3 separate regions of the Homo sapiens genome follow, and regions 2 and 3 are each linked to region 1. Evidence: chromatin contacts called from ENCODE Hi-C or POLR2A ChIA-PET data. All regions are on one chromosome and are shown on one strand. Each heading gives the region's core, a stretch centred on a gene start or an enhancer-like site at or near the end of the contact. The rest is flanking DNA. Distances are from core to core; before and after follow the strand shown.

Region 1 (3,146 bases), core at 199-2,698:
CCTGGCTGGCACAGACTGTGCATCCTAGAGCTTCTCTCAATGGGAGGCAGCCACGTTGTATAAGGTTTCAATCCCATACAGATATCCCCCCTTCAAGAGTACTGATTCCGTAAAGAGGACCTCCCAATTAGCCTGTACTCGTTGAAAGGGACAGTGAATTGTTGCCCACCGGATCTATCTCTGATTTCAGAGTGTCTGCAAAAAGACAGCTCCTTCCTCCTGTAGGCACAGGGGCACTCTACAACTCAGGCTTGCTAACTCTTCTTCTTCTATTAGACATGCACATAGCAAAGACGCCAAACCCCACGCCAAGAGACGCTCACCTAAACGAACTTTAAGAGCTATCAGGAAAAATGCCATCTATCATCCGTCTACACACGACCGTCACCATTCTCATCCGTCTACACACGACCGTCACCATTCTCTGACACAGAACCAAAGTGTCACAGGCGGAATCCACACTCACGCGCGCACACGGGGCACGCACCCATCACGTCGGCAGATCTCCAACGACTCGGGTTTCTCTCACCCACCTTTGGATGGGAGCGAAGGAGTCAACCCCCCTTCCCTTGCGTAGTATTTTTTCTGAAGAGCGAGTTCTATTCCAGAAGCTATAACTGTTTCCCGGTTGGACCAAGCGGTGAAAGTCTTTGCTATTGTGTTACCTGGTAGGACACGTCCAGGATCAACATACCATTTCTTCTGAGAGGGACGCATAAGCGTGTTCACAGAGACACGCGCTGGGACCCCCACCTCCACACAGAGTTCAAGGCTCACACACACACACACGGAGTGTATAGAGAGACCTGCATCCCTGCAGCAGAGGGTCGGGCGTACATACTGCCCGTGAAACCATCCAGTCTGGCCCAGAAAATCTCCCAGAGAAATACTGAGCTATCCCCTCTCCCTTCCACCACTAGGCAAGAGCTGGAGAGAAAATTAAGTGGTTAGAGAATGCTTCTTCCCCATTCCTGGAGCACTTAACATCCCCCCGCCCCCCGCTTCACTCCTCGGCACACAGCGCACTAATGAGCCCCGAGCATTTAAAACTGCCGCAAAGCATCCCAACAAACCTCATTTTTTCTTCGCCCCAAATCCAAGTAGACTGCAGGGAGTAAACGCACAGGGTAGCAGGAGCCAACGGCCGGAACCTTATAACCCTACCTGCTGTAGCTCCTCCGTCAGCATCGCATCTCTATCTTTCTGTCTCTGTCTCTCTCTCACACACACACAGATACACACACACAAACACACACACTCACACTCACACAAGCACCGCCTTACAATCCTCCACCTCCAGTCCCGGGCTCTCAGGAGTAGTCGCGGTGACTTCCACTTACTTCATAAATAAGTGTATTCCTCCACCATCTGGCGCTCCTCTTCAGCTATGGACTCGCACATTCAGCCCCCATTCACTCGGCTTCATTGATCTCCAGCAGCAACATAGTTACTTTCTCTTTTGCTACACTGTAAATGTAAGGTTCTGAGGGGGCGGACTCGCCGCCGACCGACGGCGGGTTGGGCCAATAAGAATCCGGAGAAAGCCGACCGCTACCTCACAGAGCCCCGCGACCAATGGGCAGCCTAGGGGGCGGGTAAGAAGGCGTGGCCTCATCTCTTTAAGGAGGGTTTATCCGAAGCTGCTCTGGGTCCTCGGTGTTAAAACACGGGCGGTGATGTCATTGGCAACCAATCAAAAACTTAAAAGAGCCAGCCGGGGCCGCGCGGAGCAGCTGCTCTCTATTTACATGTAAACCGAACCGGCAGGATGCAGTTAACCCTTTACCAGGCTGAAGTGTCAGCGGGCTGGACGCGCTGCTCCGCTAAAACTGGCTCTTCCCACTGGACGGGATCCTCCAACACTCCCTCACCCGGGGACAAACCACGCTATTTTTCCTCCTTACTATGGACAGATGATCAAAAGTATCGGAGTAACTTTCTAAAGGAAAGAGACTGCGATCACCGTCCCTAGTGGGAAAGCCGGGTTCTCTCCGAGTCGCTCGAGGTGACTTGACAAACGCTAAGCCAAAATTCGCGGACCTCGCCGGGTCTTCTGCGCTAGGACCAGCATGAGCGCGCAGCCAGGGGCGACGCTTCCGCTCCGAGCCGCGGCCCGGGGCCACGCGCTAAGGGCCCGAACTTGGCAGCTGACCGTCCCGGACAGGGAGGCCCTTCAGCCTCGACGCGGCCTGCGTCCTCCGGAGGGCCCTGCTCCGCCCGGGAAGCGTCCGCCTCCCGCCCGCCCGCCCGCAGATGTCGCTGCCCCTCTGGCTGTCCCGGCCTGACCGCCGCGCGCCGCCCTGCTGCTCACCTACTTCCGCGCCACGGTCACGCCCCTGCCGTCCCCAGGCTAACCCTCCCGGGGCTCGACCCAGAGCACTAAGGCGGCGCCACTGAGGGCTGCTCGGAGGAGGAGGCTTGAGTCGACGCCAGAGGCGGCAAGGGACGCGCCCTGAGCAGCGGTGCAGAGGCCAATCCCCTGGCCGGGCGTCCTGGGGCCCGCTACGCGCCCGCTGCCCCTCCGGGTCTGGGTCCCCGCCCGCCGCCGCCCCCCTTTCCCGCCTGGCGCGCTGGGTCCCCGCGCCGTGCCAGCAGCGCGCAACCCACCCGCCCCACATGCCTCGGCCGCCACCCCTCGGTCCCGCACGGCCCCTGCCGAGGCCAGGACCGGCAGCCCGGCGCTTCTGGAACAGCCGCAGCTGGCGGAAAAGAGCCAGAGCCGAGTGCAAATAGCTAGATTGAATGGGGCCGGAGGAGCGTGGAGGAGGTGACGCCGCCTCTCCCCGCTCCCCTGACTTTGGCCGGCGCCAGGTAGCTGGCCGCAGCTCCTGATCAGGGAGAAGAGTAGGGGGCGGGGCAAGCCGCCCCTTGCCTAGTCCGGAAAATATTCTCATTAGGGAAACTGCAGGAAAGTTGCCCTGGGATACAAAAAGAAGTGGAGATGAACAACCCCAGATGAACTGTGGAGAGTCTACGTCCAAGAACCCTAAAGAAGTAGAGCTTTTTCTTTTCTTATCTGTGAGAGAAGGGATAAAAAGTGAAATAATGGAATAATACATTATGAGCACTAGGGAATGTTGGGCTATCGTTTTTCTCCCTTACCTGATTGGATGGGGTTTGGAGGTCTACTTCAGACTCCAAGCCTA
Region 2 (3,146 bases), core at 347-2,846, 1.7 Mb before region 1:
TGGCATAGAAAAGAAAATTTGGCAGGGCACGGTGGCTCACACCTGTAATCCCAGCACTTTGGGAGGCCAAGGCAGGTGAATCACCTGAAGTTAGGAGTTCAAGACTAGCCTGGCCAACATGGTGAAACCCCATCTCTACTAAAAATACAAAAATTAACCAGGCATAGTAATACAAAAATTACTCAGGAGGCTGAGGCAGGAAAATTGCTTGAACATAGGAGGCAGAGGTTGTGGTGAGCCGAGATCGCGCCACTGCAGTCCAGCCTGGGCGACAGAGACTCCGACTCAAAAAAAAAAAAAAAAAAAAAAATTGTCGCTGAATGCAGTGGCTCACACCCGTAATCCTAGAACTTTTTGGGAGGCCAAGGCTGGTGTATTGCTTGAGCTCAGGAGTTCGAGACCAGCCTGGGCAACATGGCAAAACCTCGTCTCTACAAAAAAATGCAAAAATTAGATGGTGTGGTGGCACATGCCTGTAGTCCCAGCTGCTCGGGAGGCTGAGGTGGGAGAATCACCAGACCCTGGGAGGTCAAGGTTGCAGTGAGACATAATGGCACCACTGTACTCCAGCCTGGGGGACAGAGCTAGAACCTGTCTTAAAAAAAAAAAAAAAAGAAAGAAAGAAAGGCTGGGCGCGGTGGCTCACGCCTGTAATCCCAGCACTTTGGGAGGCCGAGACGGGCAGATCACGAGGTCAGGAGATCGAAACCATCCTGACTAACACGGTGAAACCCCGTCTCTACTAAAAATACAAAAAAAATTAGCCAGGCTTGGTGGTGGGCGCCTGTAGTCCCAGCTACTCGGGAGGCTGAGGCAGGAGAATGGCGTGAACCTGGGAGGTGGAGCTTGCAGTGAGCCGAGATTGCACCACTGCACTCAAGCCTGGGCGACAGAGCGAGACTCCGTCTCGAAAAAAAAAAAAAAAAAAAAAAAAGAAGGAGGAGGAAGGAGGAGGAAGAAGAAGAAGAAAAAAGAAGAAAGAAGAAGAGTTTGTCCTTTGTCCAGTTTGCAAGGGTGTGAGGGAACATGTTCCTGAGCATTGTTGGCAAAGCGGTGAACCCTCTTAGGAGAGTTTTGAGAACCTTAATAAAAGTATAAAGTACGTATCTTTTGAACCAACAATTATATTTACAGAGAAATCCAAATAAATCACGCAAACCTATAAATATGTAGAAATGGCAGTTGGAAGAATATTTGCTGTTTAAAGAAATTTAATTTTAGGTACCAAGCAGTTTCTAAATTTGGGTGCATCAACAAACTCAATGTCTAGGTTTGTCTTGTTTCTACAGTATATGGCTATAAAAACCTTCCGGATCACGAAAATAAAAGCACAGATAAACAATTAAAATATCGACACTCAAGAGTCCAAGTCGGAAGTTAGAATATCTGGAGAAGCAATCTGATTCACATAAACCTTTTTCGTTTTATTTTTTTAACATAAATCCTATCTACCTGGCTCTTGCCCTGACCGGCCGGAGAGAAACGGTGACAAACCTGGAACAACGTTGGACCAAAGACACTTCAGGAGGAGCAAAAGCGCGTTATCGTAGACCCAGGTCCCTCGTTGTGTCCAGTACCGAGCTTTGGCACTGTCAATAAGTCTTTTGAGAAGGATGGCATCCCTACCTCAGCTACTGAGCATGCGGGAAACTGCGCGCAAGCGCACAACAGCGATTTCACACTGCCTCTTTAGACTCCTGATCCGCGGGAAAATTCCACTTGTCCGTGTTTTCTCCAAGCTCTCCGTAGGTGCAAGTCACCTGTTGCATTAAATAAAAGCGAAAGATGTGTCAACTTTCAAAGATTGGCTAAAAAAAGAAAAAGAAGAAGGAAAGAACACATTAAGCCAGCAACAGTGTGTTGAAACAAAAAAAAGATTGGTTTTGGTTTCAGCTGTCTTCCAGCCCACTTCGTAGAGTTCACTGTTTTAAAATGTTCTTTGTATTAGTGATACCACTCTGCGGCTATTTAACTTCGAACCCCTAGCGGTCCGTGGACAGGCTTCAGCAGGTCCACCACACACACCTCCACCTCCCACTCCCCACGCAATAACACAGCAACTTTATGCAGAATTGTGTCAAAGATGCTTGCTTACCTTTTTTTTTTTTTTTTTTTTTTTTTTTTTAAGCGATAGATAGCTTGCTCTGTCGCCCAGAGTCGATTACGGCTCACTGCTGCCTTCCCACTTCTAGGCTCAAGCCATCCTCCCGCCTCAGCCTTCCGTGTAGCTGGGACTACTGGTGGAGGTGCGCGCCACCACACCCAGCTAATTAAAATATTTTTTGTGTACAGATGGGATCTTTTACTGGGGGGCGTGGTTGGGGAAGGGGGCAGTGTCTCATCCTGTCGCCCAGGCTGGAGTGCAGTGGCGCAGTCTAGGTTCACTACAACCTCCTCCTCCTGGGTTCAAGCGATCCTTCCTCCTTAGCCTCCCAAGTAGCTAGGACTACAGGCGCGCCACCACGCCGGGCTAATTTTGTTTGTTTTTTAAGTAGAGACGGGGTTTCATCATATTGGCCAGGCTGGTCTTGAACTCCTGACCCCAGGTGATCTGCTCACCTCGGCCTCCCAAAGTGCTGGGATTACAGGTGTGAGCCACTGCGCCCAGCTTAAAAAGGCTTTTACGTCTTCATTTGATTTTCACAATAACTCTGTGAGTTAAGTAGACCCTTTTTGGGAAGTGGAAAAATATACATAACTTAAATTATATTACTTTAACCATATATATATATATATATATATATATATATATATATATACACACACACACACACACACATATATACATATATATATTTTTTGAGACGGCGTCTTACTCTGTCGCCCAGGCTGGAGTGCAATGGCTTGATCTCGGCTCACTGCAACCTCTGCCTCCCAGGGTTCAAGCTATTCTCCTGCTTCAGCCTCCTGAGTAACTGGGACTACAGGCGCACACCACCCAGCCCAGCTAGTTTTTGCATTTTTTTTTTTTTTAGTAAAGACGGGGTTTCACCATGTTGGCCAGGCTGGTCTCGAACTCCTGACCTCATGATCCGCCCGCCTCGGCCTCCCAAAGTGCTGAGATTACAGGCATGAGCCACTGCACCTGGCCATACTTTGGTTTTTATAATTAAATTGTATAATTACATGACAAGTACAAATGGCTT
Region 3 (3,146 bases), core at 445-2,944, 1.1 Mb after region 1:
CAGCGTGGGCACACACACACACACACACACACACACACACACCCCCCACATCACACCACATACACACTCTCTTCTTTCCATCCTTTCAAAAATACACCTTGCCGCTATGTGAATCAGTTATTTCAAGTATCACCACAAATGGACTACTAACCTTCCCAATGGGAGAAAACCCAAACGCGTGACCTTTTACTTCACTTAGAGTTGATGTTATGCCCTCTAAGTACAGACTTTCTACACGATATCCATTCCTCATTTTCTTCTACTGTAATCCTATCTCCATATATTGCAATGTATGGCCTTTTGCTGGCAAAAGGAGAAAAAAAGAAAAATGTATGTATTATACCATTCCTTTTTAAAAAGGCAAAGAAAGGGCTTGGTGTGCAAGAGAGTATTTATTAAACACTGGTAGCAAAGAAAACAAACAAAAAATGCAACAGTCCTCATTACTGTAGCTGGTGTTGAAGCTTCTTTCTTCTGGGCCCATTCCATAGTTCCCTGTGACTTCAGTTAGCATCTCAGTTGGTTGGGGTGATTTGCTCAATGCAGCAACCTGAGGGGTATGATCCCTTGTGGTCCTGCCTTTATAGGGTTGTGGTAGCCGTCTATTGCCTTTACATCTGGGTATGGCAGTTCAAGAAAGCACCCTCAAGGATAAAACATGCTATTCATGATGTATTATTTTTCTTTGATGACTAGGACAATCCCCCTAGTCAACCCCATGACTCACTGTTTTGTCTATTCCCTTAGATGACCCCACGGATTCCGTTGCACGGAGTCTCTGAAGTCCAAAATTTTTAAGCATAGGGCACAACGTTCTTCATGATTTGGCCTTGTCTCTTCTCATTATGCTTGCTCTTGCATCTGCCATCTGACACTTTGCTTAACTCCTGGCCAGCTACCGGTACAAGCCAAGCTCTCACTCCATAACGTCCTTCTTCTCTGCATGCCCTTCTCCACTGTGCCTGTCCTTTAACTCTTATTCATCATTTATTTCAGTCTCAATTGAAGAGTCATTATTTCTAGAAAGCCTTCTCCGCCCAGCTCTCTACATTGCACCGTTCCCTACAGCACCACCAGAGTGCCTCTAACACTTGATGGTTTCATTGCTTATATATTTTTGTTTCTGTGCATAAGCCTCCCGAGGGAGCCGCCGCTGTTCGATTTATTCTATAGCTAGTTCCTCGCCCTGAGTGTAAGCCTCACGAGAGTGGGGCTGTCCTCTGTTCGCTCTATCCCCAGCCCCTACAGCAGTGCCTGGTTGTTCACAGGCCTATATAGCAGGTGATAATAATCTGAATAATGAAAGAAGAAACACTGTCTTGTGGCGTGATTTACTTCTGTTTTTACTTATGTCAACTTTTAACTAGATTGTGAGGACAGAGGTCAGTGTCTGAGTCATCTTGTGCCTCACTGGGCTTGGGCAGAATAGACGCTTGGTCAAGCATTTGCACACTGGTCGATGGATACACTAGAAAGAGCAGGAGCGCGAGAGGGAATTTTTTTGGCGCCTGCCTCGCCCTTTCAAGCCAAGCCCCTCTGCCCTCTGCCCCTTGCCAGCCGCCCGTCGCCCGCCGCCGGCGATCCCTCTCCCGGGGAGCGGTAGTCAAGCGAGGCCAGCGGGCCGGGAGCGGGCCGGGAGCGGGCGAGGGGCGGGACTTCCGGTCCCGCTCGCGACGCGGACCGCGCCAGGCGGAAGCCCGGCTCCGGGCCAGCATCCGAGAGCCCGGACTGGAGGTGAGTTCGCAGCCGGAACGTTGCAGGCACTTGTTTCCTCAGTGGATGCCTTTCGGCGCGCCGCCGCCCGGCGCCGCGGGACTGGGAGACCGGGTAGGGACGGGAGAGTCGGCATCTCCCGCGCGTGTGGAGGGAAATCCGGGACCCCAGGCTTGAGAGAAGGGCCAGGACTGAGAACGGGGAACCAGGAGAGCCCTAAGGGCAGCCTTTAGGGACTGAGGAGGGAGGCACCGGGGACCCTGAGGCCAAAGAGGCCCTGAGACTGGAGGTTGCGGATGACACGGGGCAGAGTTGCATCTCGGAGGAAAGTAGTCATTCGTGGGGGCGTGTCCCGGGTCCTGGCGGATTGACTGAGAGGATGGCAGGAGATGGCAAAGGTTGGCTTCCAGGGAGAGGTTACAGAGGAGGGAGTCAGTCCTTCTCTGAGGGTCGTAGGTGAGAAGGACGTCTTGACCTAACGAACCAGAAAGATGACCAGCCACCTATTGGATGCTGAACTCCTATTGCTTCATTTGCAATTCATGCAGTTTGTTTTTTGTTTTTAGAAATATATCCCGCTCCGCGCGTGTGGATTTCGGGAAAATATTGTATATTCCTAGGGACCGCTCGAATTCTTGCTTCACCCAGATTCTGCGTGTCTTTGTCAAACTGATAGTAGTTGAGAGTTCTCTTCACCCAAGGAAGACAACCAAAGTTTTCCTTTTGGACTCTTCTCTACCCTGCAGAGTTTAGCTTGTCTTATTTCCCTTGTCATGGGATGAACTAAATGCGTTCAGAATTATGGTGATAATCACATGGAAAGCCAGTGCTGTCAATGTTTGCAGTTTCAACTCATTGTTTTTCTGTCCAACTTTCTAACACATTTTTTCTAAAAGCTATTTTGTTGGGTTTAGTCTTTTAGTTTAACCAATAAAGGCAATTTTACATCAGGGTGCAGCAAATTACTAGCAGTTCTTAAGATTTTACTGTTCCTTTTTATTTCTGCTGTAAGGAAATATATATATATATATATATATATATATATAAATATTTGCCATTGTCAGTGTTTTTTAAAAATATTGATAACCCAAGATCTGTTGTTACACGCACATTAGCACATTTAGTTTTCCCCAGTGGCCAGTGTTTGGTATGTGGGCTCATTATTATTACCAAAGGTAATTATTGATTTAGTTATTATTTACCTTGCATTTATGTTTTATTGGATGTGATTAATATGTGCTTCCTAATCTACATAATATAGTGTTTCACTCAGTGTAATTACAAAGATTCTCCTAGCTTTTAAGTAGGTAGTAAGTGAATTGGATTTTTGCCACAAAGTGAGCAAGGTAGCTAGGAAGAATCATAACACTGTCACTGATGGAGGGTGAGATCTGATGATTGCTTTGCTTGTTTCAGGTGTTTCACATTTCAAA

What was found. A loop is a pair of places that touch in the nucleus more often than their neighbours do. ChIA-PET counts read pairs that join two places held with the same protein, here RNA polymerase II (POLR2A). Pooled maps may share reads with other maps.
Region 2: a pooled map shows a loop between it and region 1 (7-fold over the local background). The contact joins the promoter of BPNT1 here to the promoter of DUSP10 in region 1. A Hi-C loop is called at or near these places in 3 of 37 single-sample maps with no recorded cell type and 8 of 50 pooled maps.
Region 3: a map of ascending aorta shows a loop between it and region 1 (8-fold over the local background). The contact joins the promoter of DISP1 here to the promoter of DUSP10 in region 1. A Hi-C loop is called at or near these places in 2 of 168 maps with a recorded cell type or tissue (ascending aorta and naive thymus-derived CD4-positive, alpha-beta T cell) and 7 of 50 pooled maps. POLR2A ChIA-PET finds 5 or more read pairs at or near these places in 1 of 52 experiments (OCI-LY7).

The regions. Positions count from the first base shown.
Region 1 is chr1:221,740,641-221,743,786 of GRCh38, forward strand. DUSP10 (dual specificity phosphatase 10) reads right to left here and starts at 1,449. Exons shown (of 4, transcript NM_007207.6): 1 at 1,341-1,449. RefSeq lists enhancers at 519-1,156, 1,157-1,794, 1,266-1,455, 1,786-1,985, 1,795-2,432 and 1 more and silencers at 436-485, 2,206-2,685.
Region 2 is chr1:220,088,192-220,091,337 of GRCh38, forward strand. BPNT1 (3'(2'), 5'-bisphosphate nucleotidase 1) reads right to left here and starts at 1,597. Exons shown (of 9, transcript NM_006085.6): 1 at 1,495-1,597. RefSeq lists an enhancer at 1,708-1,897.
Region 3 is chr1:222,813,345-222,816,490 of GRCh38, forward strand. It overlaps DISP1 (dispatched RND transporter family member 1), which reads left to right and starts at 1,695. Exons shown (of 9, transcript NM_001377229.1): 1 at 1,695-1,734. RefSeq lists an enhancer at 1,086-1,145 and silencers at 1,386-1,465, 1,556-1,655.